6 separate regions of the Homo sapiens genome follow, and all the other regions are linked to region 1. The links are chromatin loops, found by intact Hi-C in ENCODE. Cell type or tissue: OCI-LY7. All regions are shown on one strand.

Evidence for each region. A loop is a pair of places that touch in the nucleus more often than their neighbours do. Peaks named below come from ENCODE experiments on the same cell type or tissue, not always from the same donor. Only the 100,000 strongest peaks of a DNase experiment are listed, where the experiment ranks them.
Region 2: a loop joins it to region 1, with 10 times the contacts of the local background. A loop is called at or near these places in 101 of 110 quality-filtered maps.
Region 3: it touches region 1 in a loop (7-fold over the local background); 65 of 110 quality-filtered maps call a loop at or near these places.
Region 4: it touches region 1 in a loop (6-fold over the local background); 22 of 110 quality-filtered maps call a loop at or near these places.
Region 5: it touches region 1 in a loop (6-fold over the local background); 45 of 110 quality-filtered maps call a loop at or near these places.
Region 6: a loop joins it to region 1, with 8 times the contacts of the local background. A loop is called at or near these places in 107 of 110 quality-filtered maps.

Annotation. Positions count from the first base shown.
Region 1 is chr15:81,264,248-81,268,247 of GRCh38, reverse strand. It overlaps IL16 (interleukin 16), which reads right to left. Exons shown (of 19, transcript NM_172217.5): 4 at 2,447-2,589. Among named protein-coding and RNA genes, the nearest start is that of STARD5, 58 kb to the left of the region's middle. RefSeq lists an enhancer at 2,880-2,949. In OCI-LY7, CTCF peaks have their summits at 1,625, 2,066 and 2,265 (motif pointing right); DNase peaks (open chromatin) are centred at 1,667, 2,237 and 2,787; H3K4me3 peaks cover 1,379 bases; H3K27ac peaks cover 930 bases.
Region 2 is chr15:81,153,816-81,157,815 of GRCh38, reverse strand. No RefSeq gene overlaps it. Among named protein-coding and RNA genes, the nearest start is that of CFAP161, 22 kb to the right of the region's middle. In OCI-LY7, CTCF peaks have their summits at 1,790 and 2,000 (motif pointing left); a DNase peak (open chromatin) is centred at 2,015.
Region 3 is chr15:80,975,555-80,979,554 of GRCh38, reverse strand. MESD (mesoderm development LRP chaperone) reads left to right here. Exons shown (of 3, transcript NM_015154.3): 3 at 78-3,803. The coding sequence ends at 336. Among named protein-coding and RNA genes, the nearest start is that of MESD, 12 kb to the left of the region's middle. RefSeq lists silencers at 533-827, 1,693-1,987. In OCI-LY7, CTCF peaks have their summits at 1,635 and 1,834; DNase peaks (open chromatin) are centred at 124 and 1,814; H3K27ac peaks cover 1,095 bases.
Region 4 is chr15:80,453,494-80,457,493 of GRCh38, reverse strand. The region is part of intron 2 of ARNT2 (aryl hydrocarbon receptor nuclear translocator 2); the gene reads right to left. Among named protein-coding and RNA genes, the nearest start is that of ARNT2, 51 kb to the right of the region's middle. In OCI-LY7, CTCF peaks have their summits at 1,319 and 1,526 (motif pointing left); a DNase peak (open chromatin) is centred at 1,513.
Region 5 is chr15:80,994,217-80,998,216 of GRCh38, reverse strand. MIR4514 (microRNA 4514) reads left to right here and starts at 744; the gene lies at 744-800. RefSeq lists an enhancer at 160-661. In OCI-LY7, CTCF peaks have their summits at 1,607 and 1,807 (motif pointing left); a DNase peak (open chromatin) is centred at 1,786.
Region 6 is chr15:81,104,287-81,108,286 of GRCh38, reverse strand. It overlaps a transcript of CFAP161 not described here. Among named protein-coding and RNA genes, the nearest start is that of CFAP161, 28 kb to the left of the region's middle. In OCI-LY7, a CTCF peak has its summit at 1,617 (motif pointing left); a DNase peak (open chromatin) is centred at 1,616.

The DNA of each region.
Region 1 (4,000 bases):
GCTCTTCTCTGGATCACCCTCTCTCTTGTTGGCTTGCAGTTGCCCACACCTGATGGGCCGCTCTCTCCAAAGTCACCCAGGAAATACCCAGGTCCTGTAAGCCACTCCCTGGCCTTCCCGTCCACTGTGGATCCCACTTTCTCTTCTTCTCTCCCAGAAACAACCTTCCTCTGATAACTCCCTCTCCTCCTCCTTTGGAGGGCTGTTATGAAGACAATGTGAAATCACGCATGGACATCCGTGGTGGTTAATTTTCTGTGTCCACTTGACTGGGCCACATGGGTGCCCATATATTTAGTCAACCATTATTCTGTGTGTGTCTATGAGGGTGCTTTGGAATGAGATGAGCATTGAAATCTGTAGCCAAAGCACATCACCTGCCCTGATGCAGGTGAGCCTCATCCAATCTGCTGAAGTCCTGAATAGAGAAAAGACAGACCTCCCCTGAGTTAGAAAGCATCCTTCGTGCGTGACTGCCTTTGAACTAGGACATCAGCCTTTTTCCTGTCTTTATATTCCAACTGAAAAATCAGCCCTTCCTGGGCTTGAGCCTGCTGGCCTTTGGATGGGAACCACACCATTGGCTCTCCTGGTTCTCAGGCCTTTAGACTCTAATTAGGTCTAAACCATAGGCTTCCCTGGGTCTCCAGCTTGTCAATTCATGCTAAAGATCTTGGAACCTGCCTACCTTCATAATCCCATAAACCAACCAATTCATTATGATCAGTCTCTCGCTCTCTCTGTGTGTGTGTGTGTGTGTGTGTGTGTCTGTGTATGTGTGTCTGCGTATGTGTATGTGTGTCTATCTATACATCTCTTATTGGTTCTGTCTCCAACTAACATAGTGTCTAATTGCCTCCTAAACTTTGAGGAGTTGAGTAGAGGGAATAACTGAGTCTCCCACTCCTGTCCCCAAAACACTGCCAATCTCCTGAAGCACTCCTTCCTGGTGGAATGTAACCCCTCAATTCTCTTCAGCACAGCCTCCCAGGCAGCTACTACTGGCTGATCTTTAGCCCATCCCTGCTGGCCAGGTAGGCCTCCTGTTCCCAAGGACCTGGATCCTAGTGCATGAGGCAGCAAAGACAGGAAGCAGCTTCCCCCAGGAAGTACCCGCTAGCCCAATCCTCAGGGACCCAGCGCTGGCTGCAGATATTGGAGGGCTCCAGTGTACTCCTGTATGACCCCAGATGTGCAGAAAACCAGGGACTGGGAAAGTTCTCAGCTCAGGGTGGCACCAGGGAAGCCACCTTCTTCTAACACTAGGACACCACACTCCCAGTTTGGGAATGAAAAACACATTGACTCAAGGAAAGGAAGGGAAGAGAGAGATGAAATTCACTGAGCATCTATTATGTACTATGCAGGGAAACATTGCTTGACCGTGGAGACCCTCCTTGGGAGAGTCAGTTGGTGAGATGAAATGCTAACATAAATGACACTCACAAGACAGGCTGGGTGAGCACTGTGAGAGGAGTGCAGTTGCTTCCTGATGGGCATTTGGGAAAATGTGAAGTCCACGCCTTTGGAGAGATCAGGAGCTTTCCCAGGCAAAAGAGAACCTTAGGAAGGTTTTTGAAGGCTGGGGCAGTTTCTAGAGATAGAGATCAGAGAAGGAGGGGTGAGATGCTACAGACAGAGGGCGCTGTGTGACCAAAAGTGGCAGCGTGCAGCACAGCGTGCTTTGGCTGGGGCTGAAAGGCAAGCTGGTGGGACGTGTGTAGGGTACACTGTGCTTTATATCTGCTTAGCTCTCTGCCTGCAAGCTGACACCTGTAGTGGGAAGGTCATGGACTGAGGAGCACACAGGGCAGTTTAAATTCTGGTCCTATAGGTTTTAAGATGCATAAACCCAGCTACTCACTTTGCCAAGCCTCAGTGTCCTACTATAAAATGGGACTAACAACATATTCCTTTCTAAGCTTGTTTTAAGAATTAGAGGCAATGTTGGTAAAGCAGGTCACTAGATTATAGGAGTGAAAAGCCTTTTCGCACAGGCTTCAGAGTCATAAAGATCAGACTTGAAGTCCCAGCTGTTTCTCCTCAACAGTGTGAATGTGCATAAATCCTTTAACTTGCCCAAGCTGTAGCTCCCTCTTCTACCTCTTAGGAGTATGTGCAGATGAAATAAAGCGATCCACGCAAAGCCATAGTTCAGGGTCCCCCCGCGTGCCGTGTTCTCTACATGTTAGCTCTTAATAGCACACACGTGGCAGCAGTTGCAAGTGCCTGGCACAAGGGGGCGCTCAATGGATGACCATTTCTAATGCGGTTCTCAGCCCAGAGATGGTTGTACCTTCTTGCAGCTACTAAGCGAGACCCTCTCCTCTGTAGTTCTGCGGACAAAAAAACTACTGGGAAGGCCTCTTCAGCCACTGTTAATGTTGGGCCCCTCCCTTCTCCCCGGGAGAAACTCTTCTCTGAGTTTCCCTCCTTCCATTCTTACCGCAGCCTTTCCTGCTGGACAGTCCAATTGTTGAGAGAGGGACTTCCTGTTACTGCAGAGAGAGTAAGGCTGCCTGTCCGTGGGCGCTGCAGATTTCTTGGTCATTGGAAAATCAATTTCTCTTGTGCAATAGGGATTAACACCTAAACCAGAAGAGGAAAAACAGCAAGAAATCATTTGTGCTCTCAAAATGCAAAGTTCAACTAAGAACAATATCAGCCCCTCATTAGCCAGGGGCCAGTGTGACTGTAAACCACTTAACACCCTGTGCCAGGTGCGTGGTGGGGAGAGGTGGCCGCGGAAGACATGAGCAGCATTGTCATGATCTCCACGCATGCTGTCTGTACTGCAGGGTGCAGATGGGACTCTCACTTCCATTTTACCTCCATTCAATGCAACAAGAGTTGACAGGCATTTCCTGCAAGTCAATCAGTGTGCTGAGCTCTCAGAAACCACAATGCTGCATCAGATCCAGGCCCCGGTGTTTTCAATCCCAACCAAGGAGAGAAAGGAGGAAAACACAAAGGTTTCCGAGGACAAGCACAAACAGGCGAGACCCAGTAGGAACAGGGGCAGGGGAGATCCTATCTGACTGGCTCTTACACAGGCACTCACACACAGGGATACACACACACGGAGACAACTCTTGATTCTTTGGATATCTGCAAAAATGCAAAGCGACAGGCTTCCTCTACTTTGTGGAAACCACAGACTTCCTTTCATCCAACCGGGAACTCTACCCTACCTCCCTACCCTACCACATCCAGCTGGGAAAACCTTCACAGATGATCTGATTTAACCTGTCATTGTCTACAACAGTGCTTCCCAAATGAAATATAATGCCAGCCACCTATGTAATTAAAAAATTTTCTAGTAGCCACATTTAAAAAGTGAAAAGAAACAGGAGAGATTAATTTTAATAATATATTTTATTTGGTCTGTTATATCTATTGTTCTTTCAACATATAAATAATATGTAAAATTATTAGTGAGATATTTTACATCCTTTTCTTCTTGCACTTAGTCTTTGAATCCAGTGGGTCTTTGATACTTTCTGCACATTCTGTTTGAATAAGTCACATTTCAAGTGCTCAAGACTACATGTGGCTAATGTGTTGGGCAGTTCCGTTCTAGAGGCCAGGAGAGGGGCAGGGTTTGCCTAGTATCCTGAGGGCCAAGTGAGGCTCGAGTGAATGGACAGGCTTTTGTGAAAAATTCCCCTAGAGGAAAAGGTAAGATTGGTGGTAGTTCAAAGGAAACACAGGATGGAGCAGGGTTGGGTTTGCTTTTATTTTCAGGATGGGAAAGACTTAAGCTTATTTATAGGCTGAAGAGAGGAAGCCACTGGCCAGGGTAGCTTGAGAAGAAAAGAGGAGTGGTATCTCTGAGGGTGTGAGATCCCTAAAAGGGGATGAGGAAAGGAACAAAGACAAGGTGAAGAAGGGAGAGGTTTTGGTCCATCGGGGCCCAGAGAGTGGCTGGGGAAACCTGCCCCTGCAAGAACAGCTGCTCCCAGCAGCTGCTTCAGCGCAAGTAGGTGGCCCTCTCTGAGTT
Region 2 (4,000 bases), 110 kb after region 1:
GATCTGTACATGAGATCCCTAGAAGTTGTTAATCGTATAAAGTTTGTATCCTCTGAACAATATCTTCCCATTTCCCTCACCTCCCAGTCCCTGGGAACCACCATTCTACTCTCTGCTTCTGGGAGTTTGACTCTTTCAGATTCCACATGTGAGTGAGATCATGCAGTATTTATGTTTCTGTGTCTGGCTTATTTCACTTAATGTCCTCCAGATTCACCCATGCCTTCACAAACAACTGCGGTCCCACCATAGACTCATAGCAGGGATGGGGGGATGCCCAGCTCCCAGGCTTCCTCCACAGTCCTCACCACTGCTCCCTGCTCCCCAAGACTGGATGGTACCTGAGCTGAGCAGTTCCCCTGGCACCTTGCCTCCTTCCCTCCCACTCACTCAGACATGGTTCTGCAGAACGTTCTCCCTGCAGACATGGCTCTTCCTGTCACCTTTGGATGGTACATTTGAAGCAGGTCTCAACATGGAACTTGAGGGCACACCTAGGGTCACTCCCCATGATACACTACAGTATTGCTCAATCTCCAATCTTACTGATTCAATTCTAGCCAACAAAAATTCATGAAGGATTTCTGCCTGAGAGGTTAAGTTACGGGTGAAGTGTTCTGGCCCCAGATTCAGAGTGGCTGGCTCTCCTACTTACCAGCTGTGCAACACTGGGTAAGTTAATCTCTCCATGTCTCAGTTTCTACTCCAGTAAAACTCAGATAATGATGGTACCTGGCTTACAGGTTATACGTGAGAATTACATTGGTTAATGCATGAAAAAGAATGCTTAGAAGAGTGTCTGGCACATAGTACGTGCTCAATAAATGTTAGCTATGCTAATGATGGTATTTTAACCCTGGAGACATAACTTGGGATAAGTTTTCCTGCCCTCAGGGAGCTTATGGTCAAGCATGGTAGACAGAGGTAAACACACCATACAATTCAGAGTGACAAGTGCTGTAAGAGAGGAAGTACTAACTCATGTGCTCCACTGGACAAATCAGTCCACCTCTCCAAGCTTTCATTTACCTGTAAAATGAGGGAGAAGGAAGAACTAGCATTTAGCAGTATGAGCCAAGCCCTGGGCTGAACATGGGGGATGCGGATATTAAAATCATATGTGTATACCCACAGCATCTGTATTTGAGGGGCTCATAGTTAAGTGGAAGAGAGACAAATATTTAAAAATTAGAATGCAGCAATGCAAGGCAGAGATACATACAAGAGACCCAAGCAGTCTTGACAATTATTATTCTTATTGACGTAGTTCTAGACAGGATGCTCAGTGCTTAACCACACAACTCCACTTAATCTGCACAGGAAGCCTGAGAGATGGGTAATATTTTAGCCCTCTTTTTAACCTATGAAGGAATGGAGGCCCAAAGTGGTGCAATGACTTTCCAAAGACATGCAGCTGGGAAGCGAACAGTGTCCACACTGAGTTGTCTGATCCCAGAGCCAGCACTCAGAACCATGATCTCCTCCTGCTTCTCTCAAATACGTTGTCTCGTTCTATTTAATCTTCTAAACAACTCTGAGAGGGAGCTAGTAATCCTATAGAGAAAACTGAGGCTTCACGAGGGCAAAGTGGCTTAGCTGAGGATGGTAAGTAGCAGCGAGGGCTTTGAAATCACTATTCGGCACATCATGCAGGACCCCTGGACCTGGGGTTTAGGGTACAATTTCTTGGAGGGACCTCCAGGCTCCAGATGCAATGTTTATAAAAAGTCCCAAAGGGGCTGTAGGCTAACCTGAACTTCCTTTGTCGCAAACCCTAGGAATGCTGTTTTATTCAGGTTTTACACGTGCCTAATACACGGTTTTCTTTATAAAGTCAAAAAACATTGAATTCATACTCTGACCACAGTGTTTTTATGGTTTTTCCCCTCTTAGAATGTACATTTTGAAAACTGAAAACCCCCTCGTATTTTGCAATAAGCTCAATATTTGAGCAACTGCAAGTGTTGACTTGTTAGCATTATTAACATTGACATCTCGTGGCCACTTTGGAAAACTGCAAGATCAAATTGGCAGGACAGAAACCAGGCCTCCTTCCAGGTTGCAAAACCTCTTCAAGGTTCATCAGTCTCGACTTCTCAGCAGACACTGTCACCAGAGGGGGATCTGTTCAGAATTTGCCTCTGTCTAACCCCTGGGTTTAGGTGGGTCCCTTCTCCTATCTGGGCCTATCTTCCTCACCTGTAAAATGACCGGGGAAGCCAAATCAGCTGGTCCTTGTAGGTTCTGACACTCTATGGTTCTGTCATTGCCATCCAATCAGATGAAAGGAAAATGGTATCTCATTGCTGTCTTCATTTGAACATGTTTTGAAATGTTTATTGGATCCTCGAATTACTTCTTTTAGAGTTGCCAGTTTAAGCCTTTGCCTTATTTTTCTAATGGGGTGTTTACAGTTTTATCTTGCATTTGTAGGAGTTCCTTATATATTAACCAATTGACTTCTCTGCGACATCATCTCCCCATAGGAATTGAACCCAGTAATTTAGCCAGGCTCTCCTTACGCCAAGTCTTCAAGATAACTGAATTTATATTGAATTATTATCAAATATAGAAATACTTATAAATAGTTGTAGTTCTTTTTTTTTTTTTTCTTTTGAGACAGGATCTTGCTCTGTTGCCCAAGGTGGAGTTCAGTGTCATTACCATAGCTCACTGTAACCTCTAACTTCTGGGCACAAGTGATCCTCCCACCTCAGCCTCCCAAGTAGCTAGGACTACAGGCATGTGCCGCCACACCTGGCTAATTTTTTTTAATTTTTTGTAAAGATGGGTTCTATGTTGCACAGACTGATTTCAAATTCCCAAAGTACTAGGAGTACAGGCATGAGCTACACCGGGGCCTACACAGTTGCTCTTAAAAACAAAGCTATTTTCTTTTGAAACAGCTACAGACAAATAAGGAGACGTTGAGTGTATTTACTAATGGAAAAAACAGTGTCTCTATTATTTTTTGCCTTTGAAGGGATATTGGGGAAAAAAATCTGCCAAAACCCATTAATCAGACTTCAGCTTTGTTCTCCTCAGGTTTAAGCCTTTGGGGGCTTTCACCAACTGTAATTTCAGACTCACAAATGACCTCCTTCAATTACCTCATACCCCTCACTCCCAGACTAACCTTCCTTTCCTGTCCTATCTCTCCCTTGCTCAAAAATATGTGGTGGCTCCCAAATGCTCCATATATTAATATAGACTGCCACACTCTGACCCCTCTACCTCCTTCAATGTCTCATCTCCCTTCTGACCCTCTCTGCAGTGGAAGCCTTAAAGGTAGGAACACATTTACTCCCCACTGGATCCCCAGTGTCTACCTCAAGACCTGGTATAAAATAGTCAATGATGTCTGCTGGATCTGGTTGAATGCAAAAATGTCTACTGTATATGGGAAAGGAGTCGAGTCCTCCTCCAGGTATGGAACCAAATGTGATAAAGATGAACTCACTTACTGACTGGGATGTACACATATTAAATTCATAGGAAGGTGGAGGGGGAGCAACAGAGGCCCTTTCACACGTGGGCACCTGCTTTTGCGTAGCTAACATATCCAGTCCTCTCAGAAGCCCTCAAAGGTGAAGTTCTTGGAGCTAGGACATGGAGAACCCTAGCCACTGGGCTCGTTGGTTTCTTCCTTGCTCCCGCTGGCAGGATGCTAAAGGTGCTCTTCAATCCCAAAGTTGTATTTGCTATCAGTTACCCAAGACTTAGGTGAGTGTGATAGAGACAAACAGCCTAGCAGATGACAGCACTGTAGGTGGGTTGCAGCTATATCCACACCAAAACAACCTCCACTCAGGGACCAGACATTCCCAGATGACTGCTTGTCACCTTTCCTGTGCACCTGTTTTTCCTACTGGGTTTGAATCTCAGGGAGAGGCATGTGCCCCAAATCTGAGTGTCCACCTTCTCCTTCTCTCCTGGCCTTATACCCACCAAGCTATAGAGTCCTGTCTCTCTCTTCCTGGCCTCTCTCTAACCCATGCCC
Region 3 (4,000 bases), 290 kb after region 1:
AGTGCCAGAGAATTGCTCTGACCCCTTAGCACCTTACTAGTACGTGCTGGCTGACTGATTGCATCTCTCTGCCCAAGGTTCATTGTGGGATCAGACCGTGCTATCTTCATGCTTCGCGATGGGAGCTACGCCTGGGAGATCAAGGACTTTTTGGTCGGTCAAGACAGGTGTGCTGATGTAACTCTGGAGGGCCAGGTGTACCCCGGCAAAGGAGGAGGAAGCAAAGAGAAAAATAAAACAAAGCAAGACAAGGGCAAAAAAAAGAAGGAAGGAGATCTGAAATCTCGGTCTTCCAAGGAAGAAAATCGAGCTGGGAATAAAAGAGAAGACCTGTGATGGGGCAGCAGTGACGCGCTGTGGGGGGACAGGTGGACGTGGAGAGCTCTTTGCCCAGCTCCTGGGGTGGGAGTGGTCTCAGGCAACTGCACACCGGATGACATTCTAGTGTCTTCTAGAAAGGGTCTGCCACATGACCAGTTTGTGGTCAAAGAATTACTGCTTAATAGGCTTCAAGTAAGAAGACAGATGTTTTCTAATTAATACTGGACACTGACAAATTCATGTTTACTATAAAATCTCCTTACATGGAAATGTGACTGTGTTGCTTTTTCCCATTTACACTTGGTGAGTCATCAACTCTACTGAGATTCCACTCCCCTCCAAGCACCTGCTGTGATTGGGTGGCCTGCTCTGATCAGATAGCAAATTCTGATCAGAGAAGACTTTAAAACTCTTGACTTAATTGAGTAAACTCTTCATGCCATATACATCATTTTCATTATGTTAAAGGTAAAATATGCTTTGTGAACTCAGATGTCTGTAGCCAGGAAGCCAGGGTGTGTAAATCCAAAATCTATGCAGGAAATGCGGAGAATAGAAAATATGTCACTTGAAATCCTAAGTAGTTTTGAATTTCTTTGACTTGAATCTTACTCATCAGTAAGAGAACTCTTGGTGTCTGTCAGGTTTTATGTGGTCTGTAAAGTTAGGGGTTCTGTTTTGTTTCCTTATTTAGGAAAGAGTACTGCTGGTGTCGAGGGGTTATATGTTCCATTTAATGTGACAGTTTTAAAGGATTTAAGTAGGGAATCAGAGTCCTTTGCAGAGTGTGACAGACGACTCAATAACCTCATTTGTTTCTAAACATTTTTCTTTGATAAAGTGCCTAAATCTGTGCTTTCGTATAGAGTAACATGATGTGCTACTGTTGATGTCTGATTTTGCCGTTCATGTTAGAGCCTACTGTGAATAAGAGTTAGAACATTTATATACAGATGTCATTTCTAAGAACTAAAATTCTTTGGGAAAAACCCTCAATTGTGATTTTAATAAATTAAAAGTAGCACATTACATGGTTAGAAAATGTCAGTGTTAAAGAATGGTACAAAGTGAAAAGTGTATCCCTCTCTTGCCGCCGGTGGTAGCTTGTCCCAGTGGAAGCTGCTGTTAACAATTTGTGCCCCCACATCCCCCTCCCTGCCCATCCACCAAAAAAAAGTACATTTACTTATGTAAATGTACTTATGGTGATGTATGTTTGTTTTGGCCTCACAGCATCTGTTTCCCCTTAATTTGGTAGCTGCTCACATTTCCCTCGAAAGAACCACACCCTCTGCATTCTCAGTTCTCTGCTTTGGATGGGACATTTGCCCTGCAGTCCCCCCACCCTCCAGGCCATGCCCTCTCCAGGGTGAGGCCTGTGTGATCTACCGTACTAGGGTACTAGGCCCTGAAAGAGGCTTTTCTTGTTCCTCCTGCATCTTGAACCTGGAGCGGGAGCTGTTGTAGGCCCCGCCCTTGGAGAAGAGAACTGTCTGACAGTGGGGAGAGAGCGCCACACCCTGGTGGCATAAACGAGTCCCTGAATCATGCCGTGGCTGAACCAAGCCCTGTCTGTGGGCTTTTTCTGTTGTACTCAGGGCAGTTTGATGGGGTTACTGTCCTGCATAGCCATAATGGCCCAGTATAAAGCAGCTGTTTTGATGAGATAATTGCTTTAATTAAGCAAAAGGTAGCAAAGCTTTCACTCCGCCCTGTACCTTCTGTTTCCACTTAGGAGCCTTCCCATGTCAGAATGTGCAGATCTGTCTCATTGTTTCCTGTGCAGTGTGCCCCCACTTCACCCAGTAGTTTCTGTGTGTCTGTTATGTACTAGGTACTACAAGGTGCCAGGACGGTGTAGATACAGCCTCTGCTATCGTAAAACTCAATGATTCGGTGGGGGAAGACAAATGTCAGTAATGTACAAAGTAAAATGGCAGCTGTTAGAAGTATGAAAGGGGCAGGGTAGGGGGAGGTAGAATCTTCCCTGACCAGGTTAAGAAAACCAGAGGCCTTCTCTGAGGGCAAGAGGAGGAGAGGAGAAATAGAGTAAGGCAGGCAGAGGAAACAGTCTGAGCTAAGACCCTGTGGCTAGAAGTGGCAGAGGGAGAGGCAGCAGGAAGGCCAGCGGGGAGGCTGGGGCCCAGTGCAGGCCCAGGTTGGAGGAGCGTAGCACATGGAGTTTGGTAGGAGTTTGGGACGCCCTGGTGGATCTTAATTGTGATGGGGTGGGTGTGAAAGGCAGTCCAGGTTGCACTGGTTGCACAGGAGAAGTGATCAGAAGAGGACCCCAGCAGGTGTGAGCCGTGAGCTGGGAGGTGCTTCAGTAGTGCAGGCCATAGCTGAAGGTGTCCTACATCAGCAGGGTGATGGTGAGGTTTGAACCACTGTTTCACTGCATAGTCCCTGCTGATGGACACTTGAGTGTTCAGATTTTTTGCTGGTATATTCAGTGCTGCAGTGGACATTTTCATACAAAATATTTCGGTACACTTTTGTTTATATCTGAAAGGTAAATTCCTAGCAGTAGAATTATTAGAGCAAACGGAATTTAACATTTTGGTGTGTATTGCCAAATTGCCCTCCCAAGTGGTTTAGTCAGCTTACCCTTGCCAACAATAGATCTATCCTTGCCAGCCTTGGGCATCACATTTACCAGTTTAATAGATTGTAAAACCATATCTTAATTGGCTACCCTGAAGCCACCATACTGGAGAGGCTGCGTACAGTGTTTCACGTAGAGAGAGGGATACCCAGGAGGCCCACCTGCTCCAACCCCAGCTGCATGAGTCTTCCCAGCCCAGGCACAGACATGTGGATAAGATTTAAACATTTCCAGCCCCAGCCTTCAAGCAATCCTAGTTGACACTGAGGGGAGCCAACATAAGCTGAGCTGAGAAACAGTCTGCCCAGTCTGCAGATTCATGAGCAAAAGAAATGTTGGGCTGGGTACAGTGGCTCACGCCTGTAATCCCAGTACTTTGGGAGGCCGAGGTGGGTGGATCAGTTGAGGTCAGGAGTTTGAGACCAGCCTGGCCAACATGGTGAAGCCCTGTCTCTACTAAAAATTAGCCGAGTGTGGTGGTGCGGGCCTGTAATCCCAGCTACTCAGGTGGCTGAGGCAGGAGAATGGCTTGAACCCGGGAGGCGGAGGTTGCAGTGAGCCAAGATCAGGCCACTGCACTCCAGCCTGGATGACGGGATGAGACTCTGTCTCAAAAAAACGAAACAAAAATTTTTTAAGAGAAATGTCATTTGTTTTTGTTTTTGAGACAGGGTCTCACTCTGTTGCCCTCACTAGAGTGCAGTAGGATCACGGCTCACTGAAGTCTCTACCTACCGGCTCAATTGATCTTCCCACCACAGCCTCCCAAATAGCTGGGAGAAATGTCCTGTTTTTAATGAATTTGTCTTCCTTTTTGTCTTGTTTGTTTTAATATCTAGTGATCTAATAAATTTGGATGATATCTTTTGACTATCAATTATGAAACCTGTATCAGATATACACATCTTTCCTTCTTCATCCTCAGGCTTTCTGGTTTTGATGGTGATACTGTGGCTTTTGTACTTCTGGTGGTTTCCCTTATACTGTTAAACCTCTTTTTTTTTTTTAAATTAAACCAACTTAGTATGCATTAACCACTGAACAAGGGAAAGGAACTCACAAACTTTTTCCTGT
Region 4 (4,000 bases), 810 kb after region 1:
TAAAAAGGCTCACGGGATTTTGAAAACAGAAGTTTTCAGGGTGAAGGGATCACAAGGGAAAGAGAAATACTACCGGTTGTACTGCTTAAAAATGTGGCTGGTCTTGATGAGTCAAAGTGAAAAGGACATTTAAGACTTTGCCCTATTAAATCCAGGACCACAAACATGGCTGTTGAGGGGAAAATGGCTGTTTGGGGCTCAAGCTACTCAAATCAGCTGTGCTTGTGGAAACTCACCAAGTAGTTATTCAGATTCACCCTTTACTGGGCCTCTCAGTGTAAACATAAGACAAAAAGACTTGATAGATATTTGTTGAACTAATACCTCAAACTCTTCTCAAAAAATCATGTCTCTGTAATGGTAATTCACACAATTCCTAAACATGTTAGGGCAGAGGGGGTACTTAATTGGTGTCAAGTGTACCCAGAGTCCTTGGGGAAACAAAATGAAAAATGATACAGATGTCTGAGCTTTCCTGGACATCCACGTGAGTGGAGCTCCTTGGAGAGAATGTCTCAGAGTCCCTGCATTCCCCATCTTGTTCTTTGTAGTCCTGGTGGACTGGATGAGGCACAGTTCCCATGGAATTCAAGGAGAAGGAAGGCCAGCCTGCCTGGCAGCCTGGCTTGAGAAACTCCTTGCCTGAACAGCTCAGTATCAGAATGGAGTGTGTATTAAATGACCACTGCTACAGATTCTAGAGCTGCTGGCCTCCCAGTAAGGGTGACCCATACCCTCAGGCTCTAAGGGCAGGGCTTCAGTGGCTAATGAGTGACTTGGAGAAGGCACAGGACACCCAGGTTACCAGGAAATGGCAGATTACACAGGGCGAGCCATCCTTGCATGGGCACACCCAAGAAGCTCCCAACAAGACAAATCCTAGTCTCTAGGGGTTTAGGTGCAAACTGAGGGACCTAGGGACTGGAATTAGGTAAGGCAAAGAAGTATTTTCTTCTTAAAATTAGTATCTTTTGTTTTTGTTTTGTTTTATGTACTGCGTAGCCAAAGTCCTAATCTTGGCCTTATTTTGTTTGGAATGACCTGACGGGATCCCCTGCTAATTTGGAATCTCTGGTTCTCGGACACAAGGGTTATACTAACAGTATAAGAACAAAAGGAGTTACATAACTGGAAAAGATGACAGTAATGATAACAGAAATACCTACGCACAAAAAGAAGAGGAGATGGGGTAGAACAGTGATAAGAAAAAAAAAAAGTACAGTTAAAGGGCCTTACAGACACCACTAAGAGAGACAGACACACACCTCTGCAAGGTAGTTTGGGAAACCAGGCACCGGGCAGCAGCTTTAGAGTTGCCGATGTTGTGGACAAGTGGGAGCTGAATGCAAGACTTTCTAAACGAATCAAAGCTATCAATATTCTGCATAATTACTAAGCCATCACCCCACCTTTCTCGGAAAATTACATCGCGAAGGTAAGCACCAAAAATGCTGTAACCAAATTCACCCGGTGTTCTGCAGAGCCGCAGAACCACGCTGCCACCTAGTGTTCACCATGGGGAAGAGCGATTTTGCCGTCCACATGAAGGTTATTTAACACCCCGTGCGTGCTGTCAAAAACATTTCAGCGTTAAGAAAAAGAAATAGCAGTTTCAACATTCCAAAGAACTCATGCAAGCATTTAACAAAACCACAAGTGGGTGTGAGACATACAGTTATCTTTAAAATTCCTTTTAGCTCAAGTTGGTATGAGTGTGATTGTCAGTACTCCTGCAAAATGCAATTTATAAGCCAGCCCTCTGTCCTCAGCCTTCATGATCTTCGGGGTGTTTAGGGTGACCAACCATCCTGATTTTCTCAGTATAGGAGTGGAGATACCTGGGATCTAGGACTTCAGTGCTAAAACTGGAAAAGTCCTGGACACACCAGGATGGTTGGTCACTTTTGTTTTTGCAAAGAGTTCTGTTCTTTACCCAGCCCTTTGTGGGACCAGACAGATAAGGAAGTGAGCCCCATGGTAAATAATACCACGCTGGCCAGGTCAGCTGTGGCTCAATCAAGCAGAGGGTATGAGAAAGAGATGGCCTTGCTCCAGAGCCAGAGTCTTCTGAAGTCCGCCGGGAACTTGGGAACCAGCATTTGTCTGGGAAAATTAGGGACCCAGATCCTGTGCCTCACACCTGTGCATGTGTACAGCCATCAGCTCTAGGAATTCGGAGGCGAACCAGGAGGTAAATCAGGACACAAATGTTTAAATACTCAGGATGACTCAATCCACCCGAAAACAGTCTCACTGGCTCATCAGCAACATGGAAAACAATGCAACCCTGGAGGACACAAAGGATCTTTTAGAGCCACACCTGCCAAGATGCTGCTGCTTTGGACTGCTATCACCATCTTGGATTCTCTACTTTACATAGGACTACCATAAGCTGTGCCTATTTCTTTTCTATAAGTCTAAGTAAATCATCCTTTGTTTTATATCTTGTATGTGTCTCTATTACACAGCAGCATCTGGATAATAAAGGAGAGAAATCAAAATATGACTTTTAAGTCCTATTGTACTCACTTTAATTCAACACAGTGAATGGATGATAGAAGAGTCTTCAAAAAGGGGGCTGAAAATGCATTTTACTGTACTTTTCCGTCGATGAGCCTGAATGCCTGCCTCGACAGAAAGCCATGATAAGCATTTCTGAACTTGCAGTTAGTTGTGAGTGAAGTGAAGCTCCCTGACGGTGACTGTAATCATAATAATGCTTCATCAAATACGAGCCTCTAAACAGAAGTCACTTATGCTCTAGTGAGATAAAAGGGCTGGTCCCACAGTGACAGTAAAGGAGTGATCCTGGGCCAACCCAAAGCTTCTGCAACAAGTGAAGTGTCAAGGGCTGCTGGAAAATGCTCCTCCTTCAGAGCCTGGACTGGCCAGCCCAGACTGCAGCAATGCTAGCACATAAAAGTTCACCAAGAGAAACAGCTGCTTACATAAATATACCTGCAATTTGACCACATTCCAGCAGCTCCCAGGGTTACCTTAGAGGGAGATGGCTACAAGTAACTTGAAAATAGTCCATTGGCTATAAGTAACTTGAAAATAGTTTTTCCTCAGTGATGCTATTTTAGAAGCCCAGCATCGGACTCCAAGTGGAAAGGGACTGACACATCCCTGCCCTCAGCCTCCACCCTCCAACCCATCAAAAGCTGGCTTTGAGATGGGCACAAACCCTAACTAGCCACTGCTGCTTCCCCCAACTGAATTTGCCCCAGTGAAGCCCCCCACCCCTCACCACCCTGTCACTGAGATCAGGGAGGTTACTACAAACATGCATTCCAGGTGACTTGCTTCAGCTCATTTCTCCCACGCATGTGGAATCACTTTTGAAAGAATCTGGGACTTTGGAACCTCCACCTTGAGTCCCAAATGCTGGGAGAGCAGGCAGCTCGCTAAGACACTTACTGATGAAGGCTGTCAGGGAAATGGGAAGAAAGTTAAACCATGAAGATCCACAGTGCTAGGCCCGGCGGGAGGCCTGGAGGATCCCAACTGCAAGACATTGGTTCTAATTGGCTTTGGAACACTAGGGTGGGAAGGGGGGTTATCCTGGAAATTTGGGATACTTCCCTCCATCAGAATAATCAGGTCAGAGTGGGAAGACCTAGGCAAGGAATGGGGGTGTGGGAAGGTCCTTGCCAATGCCACTACCCCCTTCCACCACCCCCATTCCTCCTCTCTCTTCTTTCCCCTCTCTCTCTGAGTCTCTCCACCATGTCCCACATTCTCAGATGGAAAAGGGAGGTGGAAGAACACCATGCCATCAGTAGGGAGGGCAGTGGGAAATGCGTGCCATGGCACAGGAGCAGGGGCCTGCCATGGGGTTACCTGCATTTCGATGAGAGTGAGTGACTTCCATCAGGGTCTCCTTTGTACTTAGTTAAGTGTTTAGGCTGTGGTTGAAGGAGCTATTATCATGAGCTTCTAGAACAGCGGAGGCCTCAGTCATAGAATTTCAGCAAAACATGTAAAAACGTCAGATGCA
Region 5 (4,000 bases), 270 kb after region 1:
TTGAGGGTTGTCTGTTGCTGTTGCATATTTTTAGTCTAATTAGAGGATGGCTTGTTGGTGTCTGCCCTTAGAGTCACTCAAGCAATGGCTTTTTCTTTAGAAAACTCCACCTATTACCCCTTCTAACCCTCTCAAAATTAAAATAAATATAAATCAAAAGTATTTGCTGTGATCTGACCCCCAAATTCATATGTTAAAACTTAATCACCAGTGTCACAGTATTACAAGGTGAGCCTTTGGGAGATGGTTAAGTCATGAGGTGGAGCCCTCTTGAATGGGGTTAGTGGCCTTATAAAAGAGGTGTGAGAGAGTTGTTCACCTCTTTTGCCCTTTCATCATGGGAGGATGCAGCAACATAGAGGACGCATCATCTATGAGGAATGGGCCCCTGCTGGGGCCTTGATCTTCTACTTCCCAGCTCTAGAGCTGTGAGCAATAAATTTCTATTAGTTATAAATTACCCAGTCTAAGGTATTTTGTTATAGCAGCTCAAATGGACTAAGTATTTTTTTTTTTAATGGATGTTGAGTGAGAGAAGAAAGCGGAAAATGTGTGGACTGAGGATTGGCTGAGGGAAGGTAAATGGAGTGGATGAGAGGGAGCTGGTAAATGGCCTGGCCCCTAGAGAATGCATTCTCAATACTGGCTCAAGGCCTACACTGAAATAGGCATCTGATGAAAAGTAAGTGAACAAGTTGCAAAGAGAGAACTGAGGATTTGGGCAGGACAAGAGGAACTGACAGGTTGAGACAGGCAGGATTGGGGAAACATCTTTTACCTCGTCTCTTGCCTGTTTTAGAAGGTGCATCCACCACTTGGTATAAGAGAACATTATGGGCATTCTGTTTTGTTTTTATGTTTTAAATCGTGGTAAAATAGCATAATATCATCTTACCCATTGTTAAGTACATTATCGTGCAACCATCACCATCCTCTATCTCCAGAAATGTTTAATCTTGCCCAACTGAAACTCCATACCCATTAAGTAACTGCTCCCCACTCCCCCTTCCTCCAGTCCCTGGCAACCACCATTCTACTTTCTCTATGAATTTGACTACCCTAGGTACCTCATGTTAGTGGAACCATACAATATTTGTTATTTTGTGCCTGGCTTATTTCACTTAACATAATATCTTTTTTTTTTTTTTTTTTTTTTTTGAGACGAGGTCCGGCTCTGTCTCCCAGGCTAGAGCACAGTGGCGCGATCTCGGCTCACTGCAAGCTCCGCCTCTCGGGTTCATGCCATTCTCCTGCCTCAGCCTCCCGAGTAGCTGGGACTGCAGGCACCCACCACCACACGCAGCTAATTTTTTTTTGTATTTTTAGTAGAGACGGGGTTTCACTGTGTTAGCCAGGATGGTCTCGATCTCCTGACCTCGTGATGCGCCTGCCTTGGCCTCCCAAAGTGCTGGGATTACAGGCATGAGCCACGTGCCCAGCCTTAACATAATGTCTTTAAGATTCATTGATATTATAGCATACATGGGAATTTCCCTTCTTTTTTATGGGTGAACGGTATTCCATTGTAAGCACTCCGGATCTTTTCATTCTATCAAAAATTTATTTATTTATTTATTTAGTAGCGAGAAAGTCTCAGAGACACAGTCTCACTTTGATATCCAGACTGGTCTCACACCCTTGGCCTCAAGTGGTCCTCTCACCTTAGCCTCCCAAAGTGCTGAGATTACAGGTGTGAGCCTGTCTGGCCACTCTGGGTTTTGATACCCAACTTTCACACTACCCCACACTTTACAGACCAACAACCATGCTGTGTTTGGTCTGTAGTGCCACCTGTTGGTCAGTAAGAGGCATTCTCTGCCCTAATTATTTTTCCCTTTGGAGCAATGTCCCTCTGTTTTGCTTTTGTGCACACAGATGGGCCAATTACATCTCAGGCTATCTTTCTTATACATATGCATTATTTCCCTTTCACTATCTGTTGTAAAAGAGAGGAATTTATATCTCTCCTTCTTTTCCCCAGATTCCTTCATTGTCATAGGTGATGCATGACAACAGCCCCTGGTTCACCAGGGAGCAAGATCACTGTCTAACACCTCGCTCTCCTTACCTGGCATGTCCTCTTGCTCTCTGGCATATTTTGTTCCCATCCAGTAAGAACACCTGGGCAGTACCTCACACATCACTCCCATTTCCTCCCCAGCCCCACTTTCCACCCTCCCTTCCTCCCTCCATGCTTTCTCTCTGTTCACCTGCAGCTGGGTGTGTGAGGGAGCCCTGTGTGCTGGACCAGTTATACCTTGGCAGGCACACCTGAGCATGCAGGTCCTGAAGTCTAGGAGAGCTGGAATTTTCTGCATTAGTTTACCAGAGCACCCTCCATGGAGGCAAAGTTTGCTTGCACAGATTAATAAATTCTGTACCCCATTCATTTACTGGCCAGCCATCTTTGGATGTATTTTCTATTTTCCAGCATCCTGAAGAAGAGAAAAAACAAGTGCTAAGTTTCAGGCACCCTGGTCTTAACACTAATCATGCCTGACCAAGTTTTGACATCTCTCATGGTGCCTAGTAGTCAGTAACTACAGAGTGATTAGATGTATTGGTGCCTCACAAGGAGGTTCCCTGATCTTTCAGACAGACCCAGGTATTTCTTCCCCCCCTTGTAGCTACTATGATGCCTGCTCAGCTTCAGAGTGGCGTCAAGTACTTGTAACTGTTGGTGTAACTCTCTCCACAACCCTATCATCTCTGTAAGGGCAGGGACTTGATCTATGCATCTTTCCCCCACATTTAATGTATTCAGTGTTTATGGCATTAATAAGTTAATGAATTATTTTATCTGTTAAGTCTCTGTGCAAGAAAGGTGCCCTTTTATTGAACCAAACTCTGGCTGCTCACAACTTTTATTCAGTAACGGACAGAAAGTCATGGATATTCATGAAACAACAGCAGGGGTACAGTCTAGGTCTGGTCATGACCTAACAGCTCACAACTCTTAAGATTGAAGGGGAGGCCTGAGGCCTGTTTGCTTAGCAAGTGTGTTCACCTCATTTTTCTTACAGCTTGTTTGAGATAGTCCAGGGAGGTGATTCTTTGGAAACAGACTGAATTTTCTGAACATAACTGCATATATCTGTGCTGCAAAGTACATGTAATTTTTTCAGATGACACAGATAAAAGTCCTGCCTTCTTCAGAGATTCAGATCTCATCCCCAAATTTTCAAGGCCATTGCACTATTGTAGATAATTTGAATTACATGTATTATTCTGATAATTTCCATTGAAATTAGACTTTTCACCCTTACATATTGGTGGAAAGAAGGGTATCAATTCACATTTTGTAAGCAGCAGTGTGTTTATGTGTGTCTCTCCTTTTAAAGCACAAGTGGGCCAGGCGCGGCAGTTCCCGCCTATAATTCCAGCACTCTGGCAGGGCGAGGTGGATGGATCACTTGTGCCCAAAAGTTCTAGACCAGCTTGGGCAACATGGTGAAAACCCATCCTTTAAAAAAAAAAAAATGCACTTTGGGAGGCCAAGGCGGGTGGATCACGAGGTTAGGAGTTCAAGACCAGCCTGGCCAACATGGTGAAACCCCTGTCTCTACTAAAAATACAAAAATTAGCCGGACATGGTGGCATGTGCCTGTAATCCCAGCTACTCAGGAGGCTGAGGCAGGACAATTGCTTGAACTGGGGCCCGGGAGGCAGAGGTTGCAGTGAGCTGAGATCGCACCACTGCACTCCAGCCTGGGCTACACAGTGCAACTCTGTCTCAAAAAAGAAAAAAAAATGCAAAAATTAGCCAGGTGTGGTATGGGAGGCTGAGGCGGGAGGATCCCTTGAGCCTGAGAGGTGGAGGTTGCAGAGAGCCAATATCTGGCCGCTGCACTCCAGTCTGGGTGACAGAGCAAGACCCTGTCTCAAAAAAACAAACAAACAAAAACAACACACCACCACTGACGTATGTTAGATGTGAAGAAAAATAGAAAATACAGAGAAAAGGTTAAAATATTTTGGAATCTCACTGCTTAGAGACAGC
Region 6 (4,000 bases), 160 kb after region 1:
TATAAGATTCAGAATGCAACAAGAATGAATCTGTTTGGGTCCATTTCTATTTTTCTGCAATTTAAAAGTCAGCAATTATAAAAGGTTTGGAAGCAATGCAATTATTCACTTACAGTACAATAGGGTAAAGTTAAGAAAGAGACCATTTCCAGGAACTTAAAGATACTGGATGAATGTGCACAGAAGGGTATCAAGGCAGACTCATTTCCCCAAACCGTCAGCTTCTCCGGTTCCCTTAAGCTGATGGGAGAAGATAGGGTGTGTCTCAGTTTCACAGACGAGGAAACGGAAGTGCAGAGATAGTATGGGAAAACATAAGTTAACATGGGAGTCAGAACTAAAACCCACCATCAAAAAAAAAAAATGTGATAAGAGGGGAGGAAAGGAGAAAGAAAACATTGAAAAATAAAGCCTTCCTCATGTGTTCATAGCATTTGTGGGTCTCAGACCATGTTTATACACATCAGTTTTATTTGGGTACTTCCGTTACAAGAGGTTAGAAAATAATTCAATATTATATGACCAGCTCTGTTTATTTATTTTATTTTATTTTATTTATTTGAGACTGAGTTTCACTCTTGTTGCCCAGGCTGGAGTGCAATGGCATGATCTCGGCTCGCCACAACCTCCGCCTCCTGGGTTCAAGCAATTCTCCTGCCTCAGCCTCCTGAGTAGCTGGGATTACAGGCACACGCCACTACACCTGGCTAATTTTGTATTTTTAGGAGAGATGGGGTTTCTCCACGTTGGCCAGGCTGGTCTCAAAGTCCCGACCTCAGGTGATCCGCCCACCCCGGCCTCCCAAAGTGGTGGGATTACAGGCATGAGCCACTGTGCCCAGCCTCTGTAATTTAAATCACAGGCTTTGGAGTCAGATATTCTCAATCCAAATGGCAGAACCAAGCACTCACCTGCTGTGTAAACCTTGGGTGGAATCACAGTCTATGACTTAGTTGCCTCATCTGTAAAATGGAGAAATAACCTCACTCACGTTATATGATGAGTGTGGATATGTATGTAAGATGACGTGTGTGACACATTGGCACAGTACCTAGGACACAGTGAGTACTCGGTAAATACTACTGCTTATTATTATGAAAAGTCTGACAGCAGACCAAGAATGGGAACCAGTTTTCTGCTCAAATTCCTCCAGGCACCTCATTCAGCAGATGTTTGCAGGTTTTAGATAGTCGCATTGGGCTTGTTTTTTGTTTTGGTTGGTTTGAAACAGGGTCTTGCTGTATTTAGGCTGGAGTGTCATAGTGTGATCACAGCTCACTGTAGCCTTGCACTCCTTGGCTCAAGCAATCCTCCCACCTCAGCCTCCTGAGAAGCTAGTACTATAGGTGCACACCATCACGCCCGGCTAATTTTTAAATATTTTGTAGAAATGGGGTCTTGCTATGTAGCTCAAGCTGGTCTTGAACTCCTGGGCTCAAGTGATCCACCCGCCTCGGCCTCCCAAAGTCCTGGGATTACAGGCTTGAGCCACCACACAGCCACACTGGGCTGTTTCTCATGCTCAAAAGTAATGTCTCATCCAGAAGAAATGTTTAGGACAAGGGCTTCCCTGACCTTTGAAAGAGCGTGTTTAATTTCATAATTGGGCAAGTGTGCCCTCATGTGGCAATTCGTGGGTACAGCTTCTGATTTGTGACTAGAAAAATGATGCAGTGACAGCAAGGTGTTCTCCAGGCTCAGTTCAGAAGACTCCAGTTTACAAGTGGGTCTCTGATTCCAAAGGGAGTTGTAAACCTTTGCTTCTGGAACTAATGATACATCTTCTCTCACTGTAATAAACACCGAGGTTAAAAGCCAGCCGGGCACGGTGGCTCATGCCTGTAATCCCAGCACTTTGGGAGGCCGAGGTAGGCGGATCATGAGGTCAGGAGATCGAGACCATCCTGGTTAACACGGTGAAACCCCGTCAGTCTGATGTCGGAAGCCTATTAAATTATTGTCTACTTGCAATAGTCTTAGGTTTCACTCCTGCAAATAATCCTGTTTCACATTATGTTCTAAAAATATCAAAATCCTTGAGACTCCCCCAAACTATGTCTTTCTTGCCCTTGCTTTTAACTCTATTTGAATTTACTTTCTCAAGACCCTTCTTCTCCGTGTGATTTCTACTCATCTATCAAGACCATCTTAGAAGTCATCTCCCTCAGCAACATCCCCAGCCCAGATTAAGCTGTCTGCTACTCCCTGGTTCTCATGACACTTTGCATTTTCTCTGCAAATCCCTATTATGGGCAATTTTTCTTAGCAATGAGCAACTTGGACTAGTGTAAGCCCCATAAAGACAGGGGTCTTTTTGTTTCATCGACATAGCCTTAGCCCCAGCGACAATGCCTGATAGACAAGGGGATATTTGAAAGCACCTGCCACATCAGTGAATTGTTCAGTTTCTTTTTCACACTCCTGGGACCATCTGTAGTACAGTACAAACACTCATATTATCATAAATTTTATTCACTGGAAATACACAGCTACCCATCCTCCAAAACCTGTGTTTGCACATCACGTGGACTTAATAATCTTCTGCCTGCGTCAGCCTTCAAATGCCTGTCCATCTGGATCTCATAGCAGCCCGGAAGTGTTAATACATTAGTCATGAGCTGCTGCAATAGGCAGGTCTCAGTTTCCCCAGAATTGCAGGAAACCCTCCTCTATTTGTCTCAGATAAGTTGCTATCCCTCCACTTCTGCCAACCAACCTCTCCAGTGGCCACTGACTGCTTGGCTCAGAAGCTGAGGTGGGAGAATTGCTTGAGCCTGGCAGGTCAAGGCTGCAGTGAGCTGTGATTGGGCCACTGCACTCCAGCCTGGGTGACACAGTGAGACCCCGTCTCAGAAAAGAAAGAAGAGAAGGAGTGAGGGAAGAATGGAGGAAGGGAAGAAGGAAGGAAGGAGGGAAGGAGGAAAAGAAGGAAGGAGGGAAGGAGGGAAGAAAAGAAGAAGGAAAGGAAAGAAAGGAAGAAAGGAAGGAAAAGAAAGGAAGGAAAAAAGAAAAAGAAAGAAAGAGAAAGAGGAAGGAGAGAGAGAGAGAAAGAAAGAGGGGGGAGGGTGGGGGAGAAAGGAGGAGGGGGAGTGAGGGAGGAAAAAAGGAAGGGAGGGAGGAAGGAAGGGAGGGAGGGAGGGAGGGAGGGGAGGGGGGAGAAAGGTATGGGGGAGAAAGGAAGGGAGGGAGGGAGGGAAAAGAAAAGAAAGACAAAAAATTGAGGTGACACAGCTACAAGACAGGGAACATCAAGGATCGCCAGAAGCTGCCAGAAGAGGCATGGAACAGATTCTCCCTCAGAGTCACCGGAAGGAACCAACCCTGCCAAAATCTTGGTAACAGGTTTCTGGCCTCTAGAACCATAGGAGAATATATTTCCCTTGTTTTAACCCACCAAGTTTGTGGCAATTTCTTACAGCAGCCCTAGAAAACCAACATGCCATATAAATAGCAAACTAGAGAATATCATATACAGTAGGTGCCATTTATGTAAAATTTTATACCCATGTATAGAAGCCTACAGGGATGCCTGGAAGAATGTTTTCCAGATTGGGATTGGAAATAACCTCTGACTAGTGGCATTTGGGATGATTTTTCCACACTTTCAGATTGGAATAACTTAAGACTTAGATATAAGATATTTGGAAAGAATTCTTTTATATATTTCCTCAGCCTGTGAGATCCAAATGCAATCTTTCTAGAACCTTCCAAATAAGATCAAAAGGATGCCTTGTAACTCCCTTGGATACCATATCCCTTTGGCACAGCCTAAGTCCCACTCATGGGAGAGGATACCTTCCTTGCAGCTCCTTGTGGAATACTTGCTGTCTTTAAAGTAGCTGCCAGAACTTTGGCCCGCTCCTGTTCAGTTCAGACGACCTGGGTAAGGCCTAGGAAGCAGTCCCTACTGCCCCATGCTCACTGTCACAGCTTTCTAGTCTCTTCCCAGCTTCACTGCACTAGAGGGAAAATTGAAGGCGAAAACTGAAGTTGGCTAAAA